Regions from separate parts of the Homo sapiens genome. Here region 2 is linked to region 1. The links are chromatin loops, found by intact Hi-C in ENCODE. Cell type or tissue: tibial artery. All regions are shown on one strand. Each heading gives the region's core, and the rest is flanking DNA. Links, peaks and the distances in the headings are about the cores only. Region 1 overlaps HDAC4 (histone deacetylase 4). Region 2 overlaps HDAC4 (histone deacetylase 4).

Region 1 (9,671 bases), core at 615-8,614:
ATCAGAGTGAGTCATGAAAAAATTTAGCAAATAACCAAATGAATGAAAACCCAGCACCAGAACCAAGGATAAAATTAAAATGATGGCTTATTAACCACTGAAAGGAGGAACAATGGCAGAGTTTTAAGGAAAGGGAAAACTCACAAAGGAAAAACTAAAATAGACTTTATAAAAACAAGCATTTGAACATTTTACCCAAATTGTAAAAGGAAACAAGAGGCAGGGTAAATGCACACACACACGGAGCAGCCGAGAGCCACGAACCAGGGCGTCCATGAGACTTGGTAACTGAGCCAACCTCACCTGAGGCGCACCTGGCCGCCTTTGTGTTCTCCATCCACAGTCGGGGGATGAGAATACCTATTTATAGCTCTCATGCGAGGCCGAACCAGGCCAGGGCTGGCATATACTAGGCTCTCGATACAGCCATTATCATAAGAAACCCACGCAACTCCAGTGGATACAAGTATGAAACACACACACACACACAGACCCACAACACCACTGTGCACATCGCCGGAAGATTCTAAGAACACATAAGCCAAGGACATGAATTATCTTGCAAGAGAGGAAATCGGCGCGTGTCCAGTGGTGCTCAGGGGTGCCTCACAGTGATGCCTGCTGGCTTTTGGATTTGGGCAAATGGTGATTTGAGGACCAGCAGGAGGAGCAGCTGCCCCTGCTGCAGGTGGATGGGTGGTTCAGGGGGTCAGCGTGTAGAGAAGTTTCGTTTTTCTTTTTTTCTTTTGAGACAGGGTCTAAACTCGCATTGCGCAGGGTGGAGTGCAGTGGCACAGTCTTGGTTCACTGTAGCCTGGACTTCCCGGGCTCAGGTGATTATCTCACCTCAGCCTCCCAAGTAGCTGGAACTACAGGCACATGCTACCACACTCGGCTAATTTTTGTATTTTTAGTAGAGACAGGGTTTCATCATGTTGTCCAGGCTGGTCTCGAACCCCTGGGGTCAGGCAGTCTGCCCTCCTCAGCCTCCCAAAGTGCTGGGATTCCAGGTGTGAGCCTTCGGGCCTGGCCTATGTGTAGGGATATTTTGGACAGCAATTTACCAAGATGTGCCGAGGGTTAGAATAGTAAGTTTGTTAGATGTAGTCACTTTGCCAAGATGTCCTAAGCAAGTAATTCTAAAGGTAGTCAGTGTTACCCACTCATAAATGTTCACTGCAGCGTGGTTTCTAACAACCAAAACTGTCTCCCAGTCGGGAAGTGGTTTTGTAAACATGCTTCACTCACCTCAAGGTGTGTTTTTGACCATTACAAACGCTATCTGAATATTATGCAACACTAGGAAGATACTTAAGGTGCTGTAAGAAGGATAGAAGTACTGTGTGGTTAGATTGGAGATCTGAGGCGAGCAGCCTCCGTGCTAACAGGCCTTGTGTTCAGGCGGTGAGAGTGGCCTTTTTTGCCAGTTCCCTTTAATGAGGCTTTGAAAAAGAATCACCGCCACGGAAGAAAACCACAGTTTCGACTTCGGTCCCACTTGGTGCAGTCACTCTGCCTGAGTCTGAGCTGCCAAGCTGGGGAGGACAGGCGCTGCCCTTTGATGCTGTTGGAAGCAGAGCCGGCCGTCATGTCGGCGCAGGTGTAGAAGGAAGCACGCCTGCCTGTGAGACTGGCTTTGTCCCTGCGTGATGCATCCATTTGCACAAAGCCTTCTCTCTTAGATTCTGCTTTGCGGTAGCAAGAATGCAACCACCACGCTGCCACTGCCTAATTCAGAGTGTTCTTTTATGTAAGAATATTAAAACTTCCTTCAGAAGTGGGTTTTGTGTTAGCTAACAATAAGTCTTTCGGATGATTAAATCTGCATTTTAAATAGAATGCAATGATGTAAAATCTTGATGGGAAGAAAACCTCTCATTAAAACCCCTCCCGGCCTTGGTTCTTTGAGGAAGCGCTCAGGAGGCCACAGCGTCCTGAAGGTGCATAGCCGTCCCCAGCCCTTCCCTCCCTCTGTGGCCCCGCTGCCCTGCATTGCTGCTGTAGGGCAGAGCCACACTTCACCCCCTGCTATGCTTTCTCCCACGCCAGGTGCCGTGGCCAGCACAGAAGTGAAGATGAAGTTACAAGAATTTGTCCTCAATAAAAAGAAGGCGCTGGCCCACCGGAATCTGAACCACTGCATTTCCAGCGACCCTCGCTACTGGTACGGGTAAGTGTGGGTGTGGGGAGCACCCCGGCCTCCTCTCTGGGGGCCCAGAGGACTGTCTGATCGCCGGTAGATTTGCATGGAGCCAGCTCTTCACCGGAGGCAGGGAAGGAGGGTGAGGAATTGAAACCCCAAGCACAGTGGTGCTCGGATGTGGGTGACGTGTTCTGGGGGTACACTCGTGCGGCAGCCGTCCTCACGGAGGGGCCCACCTCCAGAGTGACATGGTCTGGGGGTACACTCACACGGCAGCTGCCCCTGCCCTCACAGGGGGACCCACCTCCATAGTGACGTGGTCTGGGGGTACACTTCCACAGCAGCCATCCTCACGGGGTGGGCCCCCCTCCAGAGTGACGTGGTCTGGGGGTCCACTCACACGGTGGCCGTCCTCATGGGAGTGGGCCCCCCTGCAGAGGGACCGAGCAGTGCTCCGGAGGCTGGTGCCTGTCGTTACTCTTGGTAATGTTGTGCCATTTTTCAGCCACAATAAGAGCCACTTAAACTGGAACTCTTGTCTGAATCCTCTGTGCTCCGACAGCGCTCCCACCTGACGTTTCAATAATTCTTAGGCTAGTCAGGAAGCCCCCGTGGTACTTCTATTATTTTATACTAAGAAACCCTGCCAGGGCCCACGCAATTGACAGAGACCACAAAAGGCTTGTTCGTCTGAGGACTGAAGAGAGCCGACCTGCCATGCAAAAGAAGGCCTTCGGGGGAGAGTTCACAGAGCACAGTGCGAGCGAGTGGCGAGGTGATGCGGCTTGAAACAGTGAGCAAGGGCAACAGAGGATCGCTTTGAAATGTAGTTTTCTGCTGCTCTCAAGGTTCATTTCATTTCTAGAAAAAAATCCCATAAGGGAGTTTTTGTAAATCGAAATATCAGTAATTTCGTTGGAAAAAAAATAGCTATTCTCAAGCCTCAAAATGGACAGCTATGTGTAGTGAGACCCCCCCACAGCTCAGACGCGATCCCCCTTGTTTCCGTGGAGGCCGCCCGCTACCCCGACACATCCCAAAAGGTGTTTCCAGCACAGGTGGCCCACGTCCTCCACTCTGGCAGCCGCTGTGCTTGCCAGTGGCACATAAGCTGCACTCACGGCAGACACACCGTCTGGATTTGGGTAACTCGACCAGGGACACACAAACTTGCAAGGAGGAGTGAGACCGGCGTCCATGGGAGGCAGCACGTGACAGCAGTGACCCACTGGGACCTGAGAGAGGAGGTGGCTTCCTGAGAATCGCTGGCAACCGGCACCTGGGAGCCCGCTTTGGGGGAGACCCCGATCTGTGCCCCCAGAGCCAGTCCACTGCCTGGACTGGTTGTGGAGAAACTCCATTGTCCTACTGGCTGGGGCAGGGCGTGGGGTTGCAGGGCAGAAGGAGCAAGGGACAGGAGTGTGGATCGTGGTTCAGATGGTGCCCCTGGGGCCCAAGCTGGAAAGGGCAGGATGAGGAGCCAGGGGCAGGGTGGGCCTGGGGCCTGGCGGAGGATGGAGAGCTGGAGTGCAGAGCCTGCTGGACCAGGGCAGGGCCGCCTTGGGTCCCCCTGTGAGGCAGCCGAGCAAGCGAGCTTTGAGAAGACAGTGATAGGAGTGGGGCAAGCACGGGCAGCCCTTTCTGAAGAGGAGCACAGAGTCTGGGAGGCTGCAGCGGGAGTTGGAGGACTAGAGCAGTGGGGCTGCTGGGAAGCAGGGGTCACGGTGAGCACAGGGCAGCCCCCAGAGGGTGGCCACGGCAGCATGGAAGAAGGTGGGGAGCTGGCGCCCCCTCGCCCAGGAGTCAGTGGACAGTGGACGGGGGGCCGAGGCCAGCAGGAATAGAAGCCGGGCAGTGGCCTGGACCTGAGGGGAGGACGGAGCAGCAGGCCCAAGGAAAGGCTGCACCTGCAGTCAAGGAGGCCACGGGAGAAGAAGTGGCCTGGGGCAGCCTCAGGGCGCTGAGGGACGTGCTGAGAGACGGGAGATGGGGGGCTTCCAGGGAGGAGGGGTGGCAAACAGAGTGGCTGGGGCTGGGAGGACTGACTTTTCCTGGAACTCCCTGGGTGAGCTGGGTGTTCAAGGTGAGTGTCTTGGCCTGGACAAGGGCGGCGTGCCCTGGCTTTAATGGCAGGGGCCGGAGGTACTTCTTCTCAGAGGGCTCTGGGGACCTTCAGGCTGGAGGGGGAAGGACTTGATCTCAAGTCAGCCATAGGACAGGTTTGTTTTCCTGGAGCCTGGTGGTTTTCTTGTTTTGCCGTATTTGAACCCTGAACTTAAACATCATGGAGTGGTGGCAGAAACTTTGTCAGAAAACCGGCTCTTCATAGGGAAAGAACTGAAACCCTGATCCCAGCTTCACACCACGCATGATTAGTTCAGATGTCATAGACCTGAGCCTAGACGCAAAACTGATCAAACTGGAAGGAGACCTAGTAGAAACTTTTCCCAACCTTGATGGGGAGGGGGAGGCAAGATTTCTTAGGTCGCCAAAATCATCGGCTAGATACCAAAAACCCAAAACATGATATTTCCACAAACTGAAACACTTCTGCTCTTTCAAAGGCACCATTAAGAAAATTAAAAAGCAAGCTACAGAATGGAAGGAAATATTCACAATGCGTATATCTTACAAACCGCTTGTATCCAAAATGTAGAGCTCGTTCCTATAACTCAATAGTAAAAAGACAAGCCGCCCACTTAAAAATACGGTCAAAAGGTTTGAACAGGTACCTCACAAAAAAAGGCATGGGGATGGCCAGTAAGTGTGGAAAAGATGCTCAAGATGGCTGGTCATCAGGTAAATGCAAATCAAAACTGCGGCAAGCAGCCCCTTCATACCTGTGGGGATGGCCGGAGTGAAACAGGCCGGGTGCTGGAGCAGATGCGGTGTCCCTGGACCTCTGTGTGCTGCCTGTTGGAATCTGAATCACACGTGGGAAAACAGGCAGGCAGTTTCCTACAAAGACAAATACCCACCAACCCTGTGACCCAGCAATGCTTCTCCGTATTTGCCCAAGACATGAAAGCAAGCAACACGACGAGTCGTCATCTTACGGTCACAGTCACCAAACAGTGGAAACAACCAAGCTATCAACAGGGGAACGGCCGCGCAAACTGGGGCCCCTGCACACGCTACCGTGCAAACTGGGGCCCCTGCACTGCTACTCCGCAGTGACAAGGAACGGACCGCTGGCGCCTGCAGCAGCTTGGGGGAGCCCCAGAGGCACGGTGCCTAGACAAAGAGGCCACCCCCATGACTCCACTGATGGGAAATTCAGAGTCAGCAAAGTGAATCGACTGTGAGAGAAAGCAGACCAGGGCTGGGAGGCTGCAGAGATGGATGGTGCTGTGGCTTCATCAGGGCGTGGACTCTGTGGGTGTTTACGTGAGTCACCGCTTCCAGCTTTAAGACTGTTGAGACAAGATGGCACCTTCCAGTGTGGCTGCCACAAGCCACACGTGGCTCCCGAGCACTTGAAACGTGGCTGGGTCCGACCAGGACATGCCATAGATGCAGAGCATGGAATTTCAGACACTTGGTCTGAAGAAAGGACCTACGGTGTCTTATTAATATGTTTATATCGATTATAAGTTGAAAGGATGGTTTTTATAATGGTTTAATCGAATACTAAAATTAATTCCACCCATTTATTTTTATCCATGTTAATGTGGCTACTAGGAAATTGTAAATTTCACATGTGGCTCCCATCATGGTACATTTCTGCTGGAGTATCCTGGCGTATGTGGTTCCTCGTTGTATTTCTTGGAAATCACTGGTACGAATCTGATGAAAGGGCAATGGTTTGGAACTGAAATGGTTGAGTTTGTATGAAGCTTTATTCTACAGTCAAGCCAGTGTTTAGAAGAAAACAGTATTTGCTTTTCCATCTTCCTCCGGAAGACAAGGTTTGCCTTTAGGTGTGGCATCCGGGTTGGCCCCAGGGCCCCGTGGGGGCTGCACCTCGGCTCCTGGCCCAGCGTCTGTGTCCCATCCCCAGGCTGCAGGAAATGAAAGGTTGAAAAATCGGAAGATAATTTATGGTCAGGTGAGGTAGAGGGAGCAGCTCTGTAGGTTCTGCCCTCAGGGCTCCGTGGGGTGGCCAGTGTGACTGTGTGAGTGTGGAGTGTGGCCGGGGTGAGTGTGAGTGTGGGCTGTGGCCGGGGTTAGCTTAGTGTAGGGTGTGAATGGGGGATGTGGGTGTGTGCAGTGGGTGAGGTGAGTGTGGGGTATGAGTGTGAGGTGTGGGAAAGGTGACAGGTGTGAGTGTGAGATGCGGGTGTGTGTGTGGGAGGTGGGGTGTGGGTGGGTGTGAGGCATGAAGTGTGGGTGTGTGGGGTGTGGGTGGGGTGTGCGTGTAAGTGGGTGTGAGGTAGATGGGTGTGAGTGCGGGAGGTAGGCATGAGTTTGTGTAAGGTGAGGGGGTGTGGGTGGGTATAGGTTGTGAGGGGGGTGTGGGTGTGAGGTGGGTGTGGGGTGTGGAATGTGGGTGTGAGTAGTGTGCAGTGCAGGTGTGAGTGTAGTTGGGCGTGAGTAGTGAGGTGAGGTGTGGGCGTGAGTGGGTGTGAGTAGTGTAGGTGCGAGCGTCAGGTGTGAAAAGTGAGATGTGGGTGTGAGTAATGTGAGGTGTGGGTGGGAGTAGTGTGAATTGGGGGCGAGTAGTAGTGAGGTGCAGGTGTGAGTAGTTGGGTGAGCTGCAGGTGTGAGTGGGTGTATTGTGAAGTGCGGGTGTGTGTGTGTGAGGTGTGGAGGTGAGTAGTGAGATGCAGATATAGGTATGGGTGAGGTGTGTGTGGGTGTGAATAGTGTGAGGTGCAGGTATGGGTGGGTGTGAGTAGCGTGAGGCATGGGTGTGAATAGTTGTGTGATGTGCGGATGTGAGTGTTACCAGTTGTGTGATGTGCGGATGTGAGTGAGAGTAATTGTGTGCGGTGCGGGTGTGATTGCAGCAGGGATAGAGCTTCACTTCTGCTCGCCCTGCTGGACGCTTCTTCGCGGAGGGCACGCGTGTGCGGTCTGGCCTGGGACCATGTGACCAGGGCTGGGCGGGTGTGACCTGCCCTGACGGTGAGGGCCGCCCTCTCCTGGTGTCTGGAGGGCGGGTGCGCGGTGGGGCGGGCTCTGCATGGTGTGCTCCTGGCGGTGAGCTGGGCTATGCAGGAGGTGAGGTCGCTCCTGTGAGGTCTCTGGATCCATCGAGGTGGTCCAGCGGGGAGGCGCTGGCAGTTGGGGGGCAGGGCCCAGCCCCTCCTGCACCTGCTGCTCTGCTCGTTTTAAGGTTTGACAGGAAAGTGGGGATTTTAACACTGAAAGCACCTCAAGAGATCAGAATAGTAAGAGAACGTCTGTTAGATCTTAAACCAATGTAACTTTTGCAACTCCTACTTCACTGTAAGCAAATCCTACCGTTCAAATATAATAATTTTTATTCCATTTATTTAAATTTATTATTATGTAAATACTGATCTTTTTAACTCGTGGGATGCATGTACAAGTCACTCCGTGTTTCCCATGAAGGAAAAAGTGAACGCGGAAATGGTCCCAGACTGTCACCTGGTGTTGAAGAAGTTTGGAATCAGCCAAGATCACATTCCCCATAGGATACAATCTGAAAATACTATTTGGTAGAGAAAGAGTGTTGCCCCCAGACCTTTTCATGAGATTGTGAGACGAGGGGTAGAACTACAGGGAAGAGAAGGGAGGCTTGCACAAGGACGTGGTCCCACTTGGAGGCCACAGCCCCTGCACAGGTGCAGACAGGCGTGTCCCAGCCCTGCAGTCCGAGCCTGACTGCATGGTGGAATTCCCCGGGAAACAGCGAGAAGCTGCTTGGGGTTGGAGGTGTGCCCTGAGCAGTGGGCGGGGTTGGGGCGTGGCCTGAAGCTGTGCAGTTTTCCGGAGCTCCCTGAGCTCCTCCTGTGATGCACGGCCCAGCACCCCACTGCCCAGGTGCCTGGGCTCGGCTCCTCAATTTTGTCTATGAGTTCCCTTCAGCACATTCTTTGCACTGGTGTGCTCTCAAATATTTAAATATACACCTGTACCCATTTACAAGCTCCCATTCTTAATTCAAATAACTCCAGGTGCATTGGTGTGCCATACTATGTATTCAAATAGTCTAACCAATTCCAAATAAGTAAGTCGGCAAATTTGTTTGTAGTCATTAAGCAGATTACGCAGTTTAAAGACTCAGAATTTATTCCACTCAGCACAGTGTTTTGAGCAAGACTGAGCTGTCAGTGCCGTCAAAAAAGGCCTTGCTGATGGTCATCCGGGTGGCAGCCCACATCCCCGTCCCGGCCCAGGGCCCGCCTCCTCCCCATGTCCGTCCTCCGGCCATTCTCCTGGCAGACGATTCCTGTCTTGCTGCCTGGAGGGTGTGGAGTTGTACCCAGCTGTTCATACAGGAAGTCCCTTTCGTAGGTCAGCTCCCTGGGCACAGGGTATCAGTAGCTGCCATCCTGTTCCTCCCCCAGAGAGGGAGGTGACCAGGGTGAGTTTGGTGAAGGCACGGATGACGATGGGTGCCTTCTGAGAGACAGCCCCATGGGCTTCTTCTCTCCAGGTGGCAGAGAGAGTCCCACACATCACAGCGTTTGTTCTTAGACCGTTTTTTGCCCCGTCTCAGCTGCCTATGAACTCACCTTTGATTCCTTATGCAGCAGCCTACTGTTTTCCTCTTCCTCTCCCCACCGGGGATAGGCTCTCTGAGTGGCCAGTGGTGGCCCTGGTAGCGAACTGACTGGGCTGGAGCCATCTGAGAGGACAGGGCCAGGTGGAGAACAGCCACCAGGAAAACGGCCAGAGGTGCTGCCCATCCCATCCCCAAGCACTGCTGGTCCCGCAGAGGAGGATGTGGGCATCGGATGTTTGCTTGCTTGTTTAGCATCCTGTTTGTTTCCATTTAATTTCAGCTTGACCCTAGGGAAAAGGTGTGTCTGTTGAGGTGGGGCTGAGGTTTCAAGGGAAAGATCATCGTGTGTGGCTTCTCGGCTGCAGCATGCCTGGGGCAGTGCGCTGGGTAAACTAAACCATCTGTCTTTGCCTTCTCTCCAGGAAAACGCAGCACAGTTCCCTTGACCAGAGTTCTCCACCCCAGAGCGGAGTGTCGACCTCCTATAACCACCCGGTCCTGGGAATGTACGACGCCAAAGATGACTTCCCTCTTAGGAAAACAGGTCAGTGCCCAGGCATGCTGTGGGCCGGGAGGTCTCCTGCACGGGCACCTTCCACGCCACAAGCCACGCAGGGCCCACCGCTGTCTTCCACTTAGAGAAGGAATCACCTGCAGATTTTTAAATATTTTCTCCTTTCATAGAGCATCGTTTTTAAAAGATATCCCTAAACATTTCCTTATTATTTATTTCAAAAGAAATGAACCTAACGCATGTACACCACTGCTGAACACTCAAACTCACTTTGAAAGCACACTCAGTTTAGTTTTCTTTCGGTGGTGTGTTAGATTTTGCCACACTGAGGGGCGTCCCCGCAGTGGTCACAGGGTGAAGCAAGTTCCTGTTGGTGGGCC
Region 2 (9,671 bases), core at 407-8,406, 230 kb before region 1:
CCTGGGGTAAGGAGTCGGAAAGGATGGATTTGGAGGGAGTGTTTGTTTTGATTTCAGGTGGTCAGCATATGCCCTGCCGTGTGGTGGGCTCTGGGTTTTTGGCCTTGACGTTAGAGGCGGGTACTGCACCTTCTGGTTCAGGTCAGATGAGGGGTGCCATGTCAAAAGTGATGCTACCTTTGAACAGACCTTAACTCATTCATAAGCGTTTCTGTGGGAACAAGTGTCACTAAGGTCAGTAAGTTCTCTTCATACGGTCAGTTTTCTTCTCTTGGGCTTCTGTGCGTGGGAAGAGTGGGACCTGTTTTGGGGTGGCATGAGGGCCATGGTGCCTGCAGCATTAAATGGCCATGTCCCCTTGCTGCAGCCTCACTGACAAACCTCCTACTCACTTCCTAGAAGGAGGGTCAGGGTCCTACATGTCCCCTTGCTGTGGCCTTGCTGACACACCTCCTACTCACTTCCTGGAAGGAAGGTCGGGGTCCTGCATAGATTGCCCCCACCGTGACTTCCTGTATCACTGTCGGGGGATGAGGATGTATCCTGGAGCAAGGAGATGATGCCACGAGCAGCTGTCACGTGCTCCCGTAGCTGACGCCAGATGAGCACCTGCTTGGGGCTCGTGCTGTTTCATGCACTCACCATGTAGGTGTCAGCACAGTCCTGCAGGTGGGCTCTACCTCTGGAGGAACTGGGGGTAGAATGAAATGGACCATGTGCCACCCCCTGCATCTCCAGTCCCAAAGGCCAGTTCCTCTCCGTGCCTCTGCTTCTAGGCTGGTGGTGACCTTGAAGCTGAAGTTCAGCTTGTCGAGGTGCTTGGGCGAACACAGCCTCTTAGAGAAGAGGACGATTTGGAATACCTTTCTAGTTCAGTGTCGTTAGACTTTCTAGTGCTGTGTTGACTGTTCTTGGCGCTGTTACAGGCGCGTTTCATAGGTCTGGGCAGTACTTCTGGCTTTCTCATGCTGTCTTATGTCACGTGTGGGACTGCAGAACTAGAAGACATCATGTTCTTCTCCTGCAAAGTCCCCAGGACGCCTGGAGGCAGGTGGGGGTGACGGAAGGGAGCTAATGCTCCAAGTCCACTTCAGCCGGAGCAGCTTTTAGTGTTTGTTGTTCGGTCTGTTGATTACCTTGGAAGATTTTATTGGAAGAAAGCATTTGAGGACCAAGTTAATCTACTCTTTCAATACCAACCCAGAAACCTTAAAGAAAATCTTGACAGATTTAATAGGATAAGAGTTTTTTAAAAAATCTCTTTGGCAAAAGACTCCGTCAGCCGGGCTAAGAGACGAGAGAGAAAATACATACCACATTATGCCTGTGTAAGCTTAACAGTCAATATATAAAGAGCTTTTACAGACCAATAAGGAGAGCATGAGATCACCATTGCAAGATGAGCAGAACGTATGAACATTGAATCATTGTGCCAGTGATGAAAGGTTAGCATTACTAATCAATTCAGTGTGAAGGAGATTCCCTTTATGCCTATCATATTGGCGAGTTTGATGATACCTGTTGCTGGTCATAATAATAATTTCTATTTTGTAAGGTTTTTGCAAAGTTTAAGTTAATGTATGGAAATTTCCTTGAATAGGGCCTGGCATGTAGTAAGCATGATATAAATGTTGGCTGTTATTTATTATCATTTGCTCTCTGGAGAGACCCATATGTATTATTATATAAAATATAATAGGGCTGGGCGAGGTACCTTATGCCTGTAATCCCAGAACTTTGGGAGGCCAAGGTGAGAGGATCACTTGAGCCCAGGAGTTCAAGACCAGCCTGGGCAACATAGTGAGACCCTCATCTCTACAAAAAAAAAAAAAAAATCAGGCATGACGTCGTGTGCCTGTAGTCCCCATTACTTGGGAGGCTGTGGCAGGAGAATCACGTGAGCCTGGAAAGTCAAGGTTGCAGTGAGGTGTGATTTTGCCACTGCACTTCAGCCTGAGTGACACAGCGAGACCCTGGGCTGTCCCCCCCAAAAAAGTTTATATATGTAATGTATAAACATAAAATAGTGATTACCGAATTGCTCTCTAGAAAAGTCTTAAGTGTCAAAATCTTAAATGCCATTCTCCTTGTCCCCACAGTTCTACATTTTGAAATCTATTCTAAGGAAAGAAGATAAGTGTGTAGATATCCAGACGTGTGTGGAGGTCGGGGCTGCATTATTTATAAAAGGAGTACTTGTTAAACCTGCTGGCATTTCTGCACTGTGGCATCCTCCATGTGTAGACAGGCAGAAGTGTGCAGTGTAAGAGGGAAAGGCGGGGTCTGGAGCAGTCCCCGGGCCACTCCTGGTTTTAAGTACATGGGTCTCTAAGGTAACCATCAGAGGTGAGGAGACGGGGTACACTTTTCTTTTATACATGGTGGTATTGTAGAGATTCTTTTGGTAAGCGTGTATTACTTTTTTACAGTAGTAATTTGAAAACATTTAGATATCTTCATTGGAAAGAAAAGTACTCTTTAAGTCCTTGGCAAGTTGATAAATATGCTTTGCAATAGAAGAATTTAGGGGCATTTGTTTTTCTAACTCACATGTAAGCTCTTCAAGGTGGGGACTGACCCTCGGGGTCTGAGCGGGCTCTGCTACAGCCCATCCTACAAACAGTCTCCCAGGTTTCCACCAGAAGCAGGTTTGTACCTCTCATTCCCTTGCTTGAAACCCTGGCATGACTTTCCTGTATTCTTAGGATCCTAAGGTCTCAGGGCCCTGGAAGGCCTGCCTGATCCTGGCCTCTGTTTTACCAGCCTCATCTGATAGCACTTGCTGTGTTTGTGGAGTTTCAGCTGCCACCTGCTTTACTTTCTAGCTCTCTCTAAGTCCCCTTTGACCTCGGGGCCTTTGCACACACTGTTCCCCTTCCTTGGAATGGCCTCCCTTTACCTTCCTCTTCTCCAGCCCCTCAGTTCATGCTCATCCTCTCATCCTTTGATCCCCTGTTAAACTTAGCCTAATAGCTTTTTTCCTCCTTTCTAACAGCATCCCATTGTGCAATTTCAGGAAGGAGCTCATTGTGACCTTAGTTGTTTAATGCCACCTTTTCTACTAGCTGGGGCTCTGTAGGATTGAGGGGCCCTGAGGGCCTCATGCCTGCTCTGTACCCTGTGCTTGGCAGTGTAGGTGCTCGAAGAATGAAAGAAAATGAATGAGTGAATGAATGAATGGATGAGTAGGTAGCCCAGTGAATGGCACAATGCGGGCCTTGGGTGGGAGAGCTGGGGTGAGGCCCCACCTCTGGCCTGGCCCCTCTGCGGGGTTCTTGCCAGTGCTCTGGAATTGCCTGTTTCCTGACACCCCCTGCCCCCATCTGGGAACTTCTTGGTCCTGATTTTGGAGATTACATGCTCCTAAGGAGATGTCATAAATGCAAGTGGAGGGAATTCTGTGATGCAGAAAGGAATGGGAGGGAGAAGGGCCTTCAACACAGCTGTCGAGTGGCAAATGCGACTGTTGTGCCAAGGCCAAGGCAGGTGTGTGCAGCTTGTTCTCCAGCCGCTTCGCCCAGGGCCCCGGCGTGTGAGGAGGCGAGTGGTGCTTTTATGAAGAAGTTTTTCTCTGCTTGTTTTAAATTAGAATTAATGACATTATTTAATCACTTCTTATTTAGCGTCATAATTTTAATATGATACATTAATATGTTTGTGTACATAAACATTTTGGAGTCTGCTCTGTTTAAAAATGTGAGTGTTGGGCTTTGTGAGTTTACTGTTGTTTATGAAGTACTCCGTCTGTGTGAGTCAAGTGCTTTTGCTGGATTGATGTTTAAGCTTGAAACAATAAATCAGTTCTTAGGACCTGAAAGTCTGAACCAGCATTCCAAGTGGGAGTATTGTTCAAGCGGTGATGGAATTGCATTTTCCCTTGGGAATGGCCCATCATCTGGTTTATGTGTTGCTATTTGCTGGAGCGGTTCTTTTTTAAACTGAGGAAGAGAAGTTTCTGTGGTATCTCCACTGGCCTCCCTGGTGGTGGGGTTGGGGGTGGAGGGGGGGTGGTCCTTGGGGGCCATGTTCCCTGAATATTTCTAATTGATTAGTTATTATTTTGCAAATACTCATTTTACACCCCAGCCCAAGTACTAGGTTTTACATGAGATGAGACTCAGTTGAACACATTCTCTGTGCCAGACGCAGTGGCCAGCCCCATGACCCCAGGCTTGATCAGGAAAACTGGCCTCTGCCCACAAGAGGCTTTGGTGTTGGTAGGGACAGAGGAGAAAAAGGAGCTAAACAGGCAGGTGCACACGGGTCACCATCCTGAGAACCAGGGCTGTGGCTGGAGGGCTTGCTTGGTAGGGAGAGCCGTGGTGCAGGAGCCAGGCCCAGATGAGGAGGAGGAAGGGGAGGCTGGGTGGGTGGGAATGGGGTGTGGTCCTTTTTAGCCAGAGCCAGAGTTTCGGGGCTGCATTGTGAAAAGGGCATTGTGGCCAGATGGTGGCCTGGTGACTGAGGTCTCTGAGGCCAGAGTGCGTGAGCCAGTGATGAGCCGGGCCAACTGGCAGGCTGCCTGGGTGGGGTGGAGGTGTGGTCTGCACAAAGGACTTCCTTGCGTTTTCATGTATGTGTAGTCTTCTTGCATTTAATGGAGAGTTTGCTTCTGTTCTTTCTATTTTGTGCACTGGTGCCTGGCTCCAGCTGGGTGATGGACCTGATCTCTCTTGTTCTAACTTTGTGGAGGCAGGCCCATTCAGATGCATCCCAAGGAGGCCTCCAGGTGGTCCATGGCGCGGCTAGGCCCTCCTTGGGGCACATGCTTGGTGGTGCTGTTGTGGGGACTTCTGCATGAAAAGCAAGGGCAGCTTCCAAAACAAGGGCAAGGTGAAGAAGGTGGCTCACACGCCGGGGGTCCCAGTCCTGTGGCTCTGAGACGGGCCGCATCCAGAAGGGAGGGGGTTCCTTCCTTCTAGCAGTGCTGGCGAGAGCTTCCTCTGTGCCTAGGTCCAGGATTCTGTAGAGTAGCTGTCAGGACTGAAGCCTGCCAGGAGTCTGTGTAGAAACCGTGCTGGAGGGGACCCGCTGGGGGACCCGAGCTGGCACCCCCAGTGCCACCGGTTTACACACCAGAATTCCGGGTCTGAGGCTGAGCCCAGCCTGGCCCATCTGCAGGGGCCTTGCTGGCTGGCACCGTGCCATGTAAGTCAAGTGGCAGAAAGTGGGCCCCCAGCAGGTCAGCAGAGCGTGGCCAAGGGCCCCTGAGCCTCAGTCCTCCCTGTGGCCTGGGGCTAATCCCAGCTGGCTATTGAGGACTTACCCACCCCCAGGACTCATGTCCGAGCCCCGTAAGCTCAGGGGTTAGAGTGTTCTAAGGAGGCTGACCCCCATTCCACCTCTGGGGGCTGTGGACAAGGAGGGGAAGATGGCCTGTGGGTCCACACAAGCGGGGTGTATCTTAATTAGTGATGCCAACTGTGCCTCCTTGCTTGCAGGATGTGGGTGGCCCTCTGACCTTTTGGACCTTTAAAGTGAGCCATAAAGAAAACCATTGGGAGGTTCTGGCATATTAAAACCCCCTCTACTATAAAATTTACATCAGATTTTGCACTGAAAAAATCCTCATAGGTGGTCACAGTCCCCATTCTTTGGAGAACACTTGTTTGCCAGCTCAAGGGCTCTGTGTTGGAATCCGCCCCTTGGCTCTCCAGGTCAGAAGGATGCATCAAAGGAGATGTCACTGGGGTGCCTGTGTCTTCTCGCCTTTCGAGTGCCTGCCCTGAAGCAGCTTGCTTTCCTTTGCCCCTGAGTGTGCAGCACAGCCCAGCGTAGCTCGGTTGCTGGCTGGGGCAGCAGCTGACCTGCAGAGCCGTTACGTGCATGCCCGCTGCCATCCGAGGGTAGCAGCCGGGCTGGGCCATCCCACCCCTGCCCGGCATGGTGGCCCGGGCAGGATGGGGCCTGGTGTGGGAGCATCCAACTCACCTCCCAAGCTGGTGGGGATGTTGACCTTTTGGGCTTCGGAGTTCACAACCAACCATGTGCAGTGCTTCCCGCGGTCCCTCCCTGAAGAAGAGTGTCTTTCCATGTCAGCGTGCCAGCTTCAGCACACGCGGGCTGCGTTCTGACGAAGTTCTGTTTTCAGAATTCTTCTGGTTAAGCGGAGGCCAGAGCTGAGGCACGTGGGAGCTGCGGAGGGCCTCTTCTCTTGTTTCACGTATCCTTCTCCTGGTTCCTCGGTGCTCTCGTGGGTGTGGGGTGAAGGGTCTGATTGGTGGATGTGCTCTCTCCTGCTCGTCACACTGCCAATGTGCCTGCAGTGGACAAGAGTGATTTGCAGTGATGTCCTGTGTTCCATGGCTCTGGGGTGTTGAGTGAGCATCGGTTGAGATCCCAGCTTCACTGTCATGACCCCATCACCTCAGTGAGTCCTTTGTCATCTGCTGAGTGAGTGTCTCTCCCGCAGAGACTCAGCTTTCCTCTTCCTCCTCCCCCGCTGGCTCTGAGGACACACAGCCCTCTCTGCTGGCAGGTCTTGGGAGGAATGAGGAGTAGGGTATGTCCCCTGCCCGGGGCCTGCTGCTGACCGGGCCTTGGATGCACCTGCAGGACTTTCTGAAGCTCCTGCACCTGCTCAGGGTGTCTCTGCAGCAGGTCGTGGTGTGGTGGACGTCTCCCCGAAGGACCTTAGTACAGTTTGAGAACAAGCTCTCGTCTGCCTTTGTCCTTGCAGGGACTGTGTCATAGTTTACAGAGATTAGACTCTTGAAAGCTCAGAAGCACCGTGATGCTTCCCACGGACACTGTCAGCCCCCAGGGCATGCTGCGCTTGTTAGGGACCTGAAGGGCCAGCGTCCCTACCCGGTATGCAGAGCCCGGCTCGTGATGGTGGCTCAGCTGCTATGGCATGTCCAGATTGCGCCTTGGCCACAGTGTGATTCGTATCGAGGCCGAGCCGAGGCCCCTGGCCCTGAGGATGACTCGAGCGGTCTGATGGACACTGTGCCACGGCTTTGCCGTCTGTCATGCTTCCCAGTGTGCTGGGAGAGGGAGCTGCCCTGAGACTGTGGCTGTGCGTAAATCCAGGCTGCCCCGCTTTCCCTCCCCTTGGTTCTTTCTGTCCCGTCTTCACTGCTTCTGATTTGCATGAGCAGGGACCCTGAAGGACTGTGTGCATTTTGCCCACTGCCTTGGTCAGAGGGCTACCGGGTGTGGCTGCAGTGTCTCAAGGGAGGCTGCGTGGCTGGGTGCTCAGGTCCAGGCTCGGGGCTCCAGGCATGTGGCGGCTCCTGGTAGCAAAGTGAGGGGTAGTGCCGCTCTGGAGGGCAGTGAAGGACAGGGAGATGGGAGAGGTCAGGGCTGGGGCTGCGGCCGCATGGTGCCCCTGTGGGCACAGCTCCTCCACAGGTGGAGGGTGGGAAAGGCACTCTAAGGGGATTTTTGGGGGTGGCTTCCAATATATATATATATCTTTTGAGACAGAGTCCTGCTTTGTTGCCCAGGCTGGAGTGTACTGGTACAATCACCACTCACTACAGTACAATCACCACTCACTGCAACCTTGATCTCCCAGCTTAAGCAGTTCTCTTGCCTCAGCTGCCTGATTAGCTGGAACCAAAGACGCATGCCACCATGGCTGGCTAATTTTTTGTATATTTTGTAGAGATGAGGTTTCGCCATGTTGTCCATGGCTGGTCTCAAACTCCTGGGCTCAAACAGTCTGCCCACCTCGGCTTACCAAAGTGCTGGGATTACAAGCGTGAGGTACTGTACCTGGCTGGCTTCGAGGGAGGTATTGAGCAGGGAGGTATTTCTGGTAGCTCCCCATCAGATAGGATCTCGCTAGGTACTGTGGCCTCAGGGAATTGTTTGGCTTGTTTTCCTAGAAAGTGCCGGAGGAGGAAGTATTCAGGCACTGTTTGATCCAGCTCCTCCACAGTGTCATCTGGGGCTTGTTTCTTTGCCCTACCTGGGGAGAGTCAGCTTCATGGGATACACAGGCCCTGCCCGCTGCTCCCAGGGTTATATACACTGGCTGGTTCACACCCATCAGGAAGGACAGCATCTTTGTCTTAGCAAGTCTTGGATTCACTCTCCTTCGGTCTGGCTCCAGCCACGTATTGAACTCTGAACCAGTCACTGTGACCGGGGTGCAGAGCGCACCGAGTGGCTCAGCCTGGGTGCTGGACATGCCTCTTCCAGAAGCCGGCTGGGGAACTGGCCTCCCTGGTATGGAATTCACTGATGTCAGGAAGGAAGGGGGAAGGGGACAGATGCTGAGGAGGAAAGCCGCCAGTAGCGTCCTCAGTGAATTTAGCTCCTCGTGCCTCATGAATCCCAGCAGCAGTTCCAGAATAGTCTTGGTGTGGGCTCAGTGTGCATGGGTGCCACACTGAACGCTCTGCGGACCTCGCCTCAGAATCCCTTAGCGGGCCTCTAGGAGGGCAGGGTGGGCCCCATCCTGTGTCCGGAGTTGGTTCCTTCCAGTGGGTTCTTGGTCCCACTGACTTCAAGAATGAAGCTGCAGACCTTTGCGGTGAGTGTTATAGCTCTTAAAGATGGTGTGTCCGGAGTTTGTTCCTTCAGATGTGTCCGGGGTTTCTTCTGTCCAGCAGGTTCGTGGTCTTGCTGACTTCAAGAATGAAGCTGCGGACCTTCGCGGCAAGTGTTACAACTCTTAAAGGTAGTGCGGACCCAAAGAGTGAACAGCAGCAAGATTTATTGTGGAGATCGAAAGAACAAAGCTTCCACAGCATGGAAGGGGACCCAAATGGGTTGCCGCTGCTGGCTGGGGTGGCCAGCTATTATTCCGTTATTTGTCCCCACCCACGTCCTACTGATTGGTCCATTTTACAGAGTGCTGATTGGTGCATTTACAATCCTTTAGCTAGACACAGAGTGCTGATTGGTGCATTTTTACAGAGTGCTGATTGGTGCATTTACAATCCTCTAGCTAGACAGAAAAATTCTCCAAGTCCCCACCCGACCCAGAAGTCCAGCTGGCTTCACCTCTCAATCCCAGAGGCAGAATGCGGGCTCCCAGGGCCTGTGGGAGAAGCCCTCGGCAGGGTTCTCTGGCAGTGGAGACTAACACACAGTGGCCTCCCTGTGTCTCTGCTGCTTCCTGGGAAAACCCGGGGCCCTGGAAGTCAGAGCCCAAGTGTGCCAAAATGGCCAGTGGGAAAGGTGGATAGAAGTAATGGCAGCTCAGCAGGGAGATCCCTCCACACACTCCCTCCGCTGATGACTGGCTGGATGCAGAGAAGCCTGGGGCCCTTAGAGTGGGGAGTGGGGGCCAGGAAGGGAGGAGCCTGTGTGGCAGAGTCCCTGCGGCTGCAGCCCAGTGACCCCAAGGGGCGGGGTGGGGGCTCCAACCCACAGGATGGTGGAGGACGGATCAGGGCCATGGCTGCCAAAGGGGGGCCCAGAGGGTGGTCCTTCCAGCCGTGCGGTCCAGCTGCCCTCTGGGGCCAGGCACCCAGGTCACCCAGAGGACCAAGGCTCTGCTGGTCATCTGAGGATGCTCCAGAGAAGGGTTGAGCCATGTTGGCTCATCTGTCCCATGCAGAGGTGGGCAGGTGCCTGAGAAGGCCGATGCAAACGTGGCCCGGGCCCAGATAGTCCTGGAAGCCGCACTGACCGCATCTGCCTCCCTGCGGGCAAGTGGTGTGTTAGAAGGAATGTGCTTTGGGATTAGGTGGATGAGCTTCAAAGTCCAGGCTTGC

Evidence for each region. Hi-C counts contacts between places; a loop is a spot of excess contacts. Peaks named below come from ENCODE experiments on the same cell type or tissue, not always from the same donor. Only the 100,000 strongest peaks of a DNase experiment are listed, where the experiment ranks them.
Region 2: it touches region 1 in a loop (2.6-fold over the local background); 5 of 110 quality-filtered maps call a loop at or near these places.

Annotation. Positions count from the first base shown.
Region 1 is chr2:239,156,302-239,165,972 of GRCh38, reverse strand. HDAC4 (histone deacetylase 4) reads left to right here. Exons shown (of 27, transcript NM_001378414.1): 6 at 2,050-2,170; 7 at 9,200-9,321. Among named protein-coding and RNA genes, the nearest start is that of HDAC4-AS2, 33 kb to the left of the region's middle. In tibial artery, for the core only: no CTCF peak of the experiment used is centred there; DNase peaks (open chromatin) are centred at 3,472, 5,102 and 7,962.
Region 2 is chr2:239,388,304-239,397,974 of GRCh38, reverse strand. The region is part of intron 1 of HDAC4 (histone deacetylase 4); the gene reads left to right. Among named protein-coding and RNA genes, the nearest start is that of HDAC4, 7.9 kb to the left of the region's middle. In tibial artery, for the core only: no CTCF peak of the experiment used is centred there; DNase peaks (open chromatin) are centred at 3,194 and 3,484.